Linked DNA regions of Homo sapiens: region 2 is linked to region 1. Evidence: chromatin loops called from intact Hi-C (ENCODE). Cell type or tissue: B cell. All regions are shown on one strand. Links, peaks and the distances in the headings refer to the core of each region. The heading gives the core; the rest is flanking DNA.

Region 1 (2,802 bases), core at 144-2,643:
GCGGTGTGCTAGGAGGATGCCAGCCTATCAGAGCTGGAAGGCAGGGTAAACTGAGGCAGTGTGGGCACCTGGGGCTCTCCCACCTCGTGGTATCCTGATCCATCCCGCTCGCTATCCACCTGCCTCCTGCCCTGATGGGCCAGGCTTGCTGGTCCCTGCCCACCTCTGCCCCTGGCTGCGGCATCCTTCCTCTGTGTCCCACCCCAGACCCCAGCGCCCAGCCTCACCAGGCGCATGGGGAAGCTCTCCCAGGGCCCCAGGGAGAATGCATGAGTGTGGGCCTGTGGGTGCTGGTGGTGTTTGTAGGTGTGTGTATATGCGTGTGTGTGCATATATGGGGGGGACATGTCTGTAAACGAGTACCTGTGTGTATAAACATAGGTACCTGTGTGCGGCGTGAATGTGTGCCTGAGTCTGTGTGAGTGTGCATGAGCATGTGTGTGCACACACTTCTCTCTGTGTGTGTGTGTGTTTGGGGTAACATGGTACACAGTGTGAGCTCATGGAGAACAGTGGTTCAGCCAAGGATTTGGGTACCCGGCCCGACAGCACCCACGGCTGCCAGGGGAGCCTCCAGACCCACGCCAAGGGCCCCAGGAAGCCGAGCACTCACAGGCGGGGCTGCCTTTGCACCAGCACAGCTCCCAGCTCACTACTGCCAGTGACTTGTTCAAGCTCAAGTCTGTCCTAGAAATAAAGCCTCACGCAGGTTTCAAAGTCGCTTGCAGTGATAAAATGAAACTAAGTTGTTTATATTTTTAATTTAAAAATGTCACAATTAACATGAACTCATTAAAGAAAAATAAGAAAATTTTAGTAACGCAATATTTTTAAATGTGTATTCAAAACAGGGATGAGTGTGACTTCATGCTTTGTCACCTGCTCTTTTTTGCTGCCTGGCCCTCCTGCCTCTGCACGTGCCATCTGTTCCGCTGCGGGAAGTGCTGGGAACCCCTTAAGTTCACCTCGTTCAAATTTCCATCCTATGGGGTGGTGAAGAGGTATAAATGATATACAGCACACACCGCCTTGCTTTGCTGGGTCTGCTGAAAGAAGCCCCGCAGATGGGGTGGCTGGAGCAACTGACTTTCCTGCTTCCACAGTCCTGGAGGCTGGAGTCTGAGATCAGCGTGTCCACAGGGCTGGCTCTGCCTAAGGCTTCTCTTCATGGCTTGCAGCCACTGTCTTCTCCCTGTGTCCTCACAGGGTTGTCCCTCTGGTTGTGTCTGTGTCCTCATCTCCTCTTTTTATAAGGACACCAGGCAGATCGGATTTGTGCCCATCCTAATGATCTCATTTTATCTTAATTACCTGTTTGAAGATCCCGATCTCCAAATACAGTCACCGTCTGATGTCCTGGGGGTTAGGGCTTCAGCATGGGACTTTGGGGGACACAGCTCACATGCAGCACATTGGGCTGCTCCCTGTGTGTCGTGTGCGGCAGGGATGGTGGGGCTGCACATTCGCTCCACCCACCGTCCTTTCCCACCGTCCCCTGGGCACCACCCTCACCAGCCACAGCCACAAGGCCTTCGTACAGCCTGGCACGTTCACAGCTGCCAGCCCTGGTCGGAGGCCCTGGTCTCAATGACGTCAGTGCTAGTCTGGGGACAAGCCCCACTGCTTTTGGATAGAGTCACCAGACCAAATAAAGGAGACCTGATCAGATTCTAATTTCAATAAACAACATCCACCTTCTGTGTGCATGAGGGTATCACTGCAGCTTCTGGATGGCCTTACACCAGGATGCACCTGAGCTTCTTTCCATCCACCTCCTGTGTGCATGAGGGTATCACTGCAGCTTCTGGATGGCCTTACACCAGGATGCACCTGAGCTTCTTTCCATCCACCTTCTGTGTGCATGAGGGTATTACTGCAGTTTCCGGGACAGCTTTGCACCAGGATGCACCTGAGCTTCTTTCCACCCACCACCTGTGTGCATGAGGGTATCACTGCAGCTTCTGGATGGCCTTACACCAGAGCGCACCTGGGCTTCTTTCCTTGCTGTGTCTGAGCCACCCCAGGCCTAGGGCTCTACAAGGTGGAGAAAGTTGGAGGGTCCTTCGTGAGAACTGCACTGAATCTGTTCAATCAGCCATGGGAACCCAAGGGGACAGCAACCACTGCACCTGCTGAGCCTCCCCGGGCCAGCAACCTACCCAGAGCCTGAGGCCCGCTGTCACCCAGCCCCAGCCCCTTGGAGACACCTCACTGCCTCCAAGACCAGAAGGGGAACTGAGGCTTGGAGAGGGCAAGCAGCTGCTGCCCCAGGGCCACACAGCAGACTGAATCGCACTTGACGAAGTCCACACGCCCCTCCTCATCCTCCACCTTCAATGTGTTTTGCAGCCATTGTCCCCAAGGGCCTTTCCTTGAGAGACCCTGGGGATGTGGGTTTCAGGGCTCAAAGCTTCAGGAAACACAGCTGCTCCATCTCCAACTGGAGGGTGCACAGCGCCCCTCCGCTCACTACAGACTGATGATCACCTGTCTCCAAACGGGGGTTGCACAGTGCCCCTCACCCACTTGAGACCGAAGATCGCTGGATGGAGACACAGACCTAGCACTGCTTATCCCTGGGGTCCCACCTGCAGTTCACGGGACCCTCAGTCCTCTCGGCTCCTGCCAGCACCACAGAACCATAGCATGAACTGCTGCTACCGTATTTGCAGGAAGTCCAGCAGGGAGAGCCCTCCTGCAATGGCCCCTGAGCCCCTCCAGTGATCCTGAGCCCCCTCCTGTGACTCTGAGCCCCCTCCTGTGACCCTAAGCCACTTCCTGTGACCCTGAGACCCATCCTGT
Region 2 (2,802 bases), core at 245-2,744, 120 kb after region 1:
TAATGTGCCTGGAAAAGCATACAAATAATTATAGCCATATGATCTATTCTGAATGTGCTATTATAAGTGAAACTTTTCAACCACTCTTCTATGCATGAGTTCGCCAAGTTCTGAACTAGTACAATCCTTTAAGTGACATACATTAAAGAAAAACGAATCCCTTTTGTTTAATATTATTTGTTATTTTGCTTGCGTTCATGGAAGACGTATTTGTGTGGTGATAGGTGAGAAATAGACAGAAGGGGGGAATAGTTTCTAGATATAAAAATCGCTTGCTTTTGGTCAGTTCTTCCCTATAAAAAATAAGTTTGCAGTTCAATGAATCAGAAATGAATCTGTATCCATGAAGAAATTTGGAAATTGACAATCGTAAATGGCTCAGTTCCCTCAAATATAGTAGTAGTAAGAATATTAATTTTTAAAAAAGTAACAATCCCAAAAAGAGTTTTTCTAATGCTATGAAAAAACTGGATCGAACACATTAAACTTTTTTAGAGAAAGAAACAGCAATACCTCCAACTTAGCTCTGGCCAGAGCTTAACTTTCCATAAAGACACATCAAATTGTTTTCTTTTTAATCTTTTTAATCTTCTGTTTTCTCTTTTTTTTTATTTTTGTTCATTTAGATCTAGCTGCTTCATCCATGATACATAAGTAATTCAATATCATCATAGTCTGAATAGCCTGGCTCCCTAACTTAGGAAGTCTGTATTTCCTAATTATTTTGCTCATCATAATTGTTTTAAATTAACATTTTAAATTCAGAGAGTGACTATTTTTAAAGACATTTCAAATGATTACATTTCTTCCAGGTGGCGCTTGATTTGCACCTGGCAAAAGAACAGGGAAGCATCTGGTCCTTAACAAAGTTCCTCCTCTCACCTGCAATCCATCCTCACTAAAGCCAGCTGCCAACTATTCATAAGTGTAAGCAGGATGTGGCTTTGCCTGTAAATAAACTGTACCTGGGAAAATCACGTTGTTCAGTGACAAGGTATCCACTCTTTCCACTGAGGGGGAAAAGCCCTAAAGGAGTTTGATTCCAGTCTCGTGTTTCGTAAGCAAATTTCTACAACGTGACTAAACTTATTTAGAATTTCCTCTGTCGCTTGTTGGTATTAAACAGCAACCTGGCACCATCTCAATTCATGAAGAATATTTGAAGACAAGACTGAGTTGCTTGTAAAGCTCAGCAAGGGTCTTCTTTTTTCTGTTCTTTTTTTAAATTATGGTAAAATATACATAACACAAAATGTACCCTCTGATCCACTTTTGAGTGTATAGGTCGGTGGCACTAAGTACATTCACACAGTCGTGAGCAATCACCACCATCCGTCTACAGAAAGTTTCATCTTCCAGAACTGAAACTGTCTCCACGAAACATTAAGCCCGTTACCCTCCCCGGCCCCAGCAACCACCCTCTGCTTCCTGTCTCTGTGGGTGTGAGGACTCTAGGGACCTCATGCAGGTGACATTGTTCATTGTTTGTCCTTTTGTGACTGGCTTAGTTTCCATTGTAGATGGTCCCTAGGGTTCATCCATGTTGTAACATGTGTCAGAATGTTCTTCCTTTTTCAGCTGAATAGTAGATATTCCACATTTTCTTTGCACATTCATCTGTCAATGGATAGATGCTTCCAAATTTTGCCCATCATAAATTGTGCTGCCATTAATATGGATGTATAAATTCTCTTCAAGTCCCTGCTTTCAATTTCGTTGGGTCTATGATATGGTTTGGCTCTGTGTTCCCACCCAAATCTCATCTTGAATTGTAGCTCCCACAATTCCCAGTGTCATAGGAGCAACCCAGTGGGAGGTAACTGAATCATGGGGGTGGGTCTTTCCCATGCTGTTCTCATGACAGTGAAAATATCTCACGAGATCTGATGGTTTAATAAAGGGCAGTTCCCCTGCACACGCTCTCCTACCTGCCGCCATGTAAGATGTGACTTTGCTCCTCATTCCCCTTCTGCCATGACTGTGAGGCCTCCCAAGCCATGTGGAACTGTGAGTCCATTAAACCTCTTTCCTTTATAAATTACCCAGTCTCAAGTATGTCTTTATTAGCAGCATGAGAGCAGACCAATACACTATATAACTAGAAGAATTGCTTGACTATATGGCAATTTTATTTTTAATTTTCTGAAAATAGCCACACCATTTTCTAGAGCAGCTGCACCATCTTACATTCCCACCATCAGTGCACAGCGTTCCATTTTTTCCCACATTCTCACTAACCCTTGCAGTAGCCATTCCAGTGGGTATGAGGCGGTAACTCGCAGTTTTGGTTTGCATTTCCCTAATGATTAGTGACGTTGAGCTTCTTTCCGTGTGCGTACTGGCTGTTTGTTTACCTTCTTTGGAGAAACGTCTGTTCAAGTCTTGTGCCTATTTTTTAATTAGATTCTTTGTTTTGTGTGTGTGTTCAGTAGTAGGAATTTTTAATATTGTCTAGAAACCAATTCGTATCAGATCTATGATTTGCAAGTATTTTCTCCCATTCTGTGGGTTGCCTTTTCGAAAAGGGTACCGAGACCATTCAGTGGAGAGAGGACAGTGTTCTCAAGAAACAGTGCTAAGAAACCTGGATATTCACATCCAAAGGAATGACGTTAAACCCTTACATTACACCATATACAAAAATCAATTCAACATGGATCAAAGATCTAAATGTAAGAGCTAAAACCTTCTTAGAAGAAAACATAGGGGAAGCGTCATGACATTGGATTTGGCAAATGAATTTCTCGGATGTGACACCAAAAGCTCAAGAAACAAAAGGCAGAAAGAAATTGAACGTCATCA

The links. Hi-C counts contacts between places; a loop is a spot of excess contacts. Peaks named below come from ENCODE experiments on the same cell type or tissue, not always from the same donor. Only the 100,000 strongest peaks of a DNase experiment are listed, where the experiment ranks them.
Region 2: a loop joins it to region 1, with 23 times the contacts of the local background. A loop is called at or near these places in 1 of 110 quality-filtered maps.

The regions. Positions count from the first base shown.
Region 1 is chr10:1,576,333-1,579,134 of GRCh38, reverse strand. All of the region lies in intron 1 of ADARB2 (adenosine deaminase RNA specific B2 (inactive)), which reads left to right. Among named protein-coding and RNA genes, the nearest start is that of ADARB2-AS1, 51 kb to the right of the region's middle. In B cell, for the core only: no CTCF peak of the experiment used is centred there; a DNase peak (open chromatin) is centred at 1,564.
Region 2 is chr10:1,453,271-1,456,072 of GRCh38, reverse strand. All of the region lies in intron 1 of ADARB2 (adenosine deaminase RNA specific B2 (inactive)), which reads left to right. Among named protein-coding and RNA genes, the nearest start is that of ADARB2-AS1, 72 kb to the left of the region's middle. In B cell, for the core only: no CTCF peak of the experiment used is centred there; a DNase peak (open chromatin) is centred at 1,422; H3K4me3 peaks cover 780 bases; H3K27ac peaks cover 1,441 bases.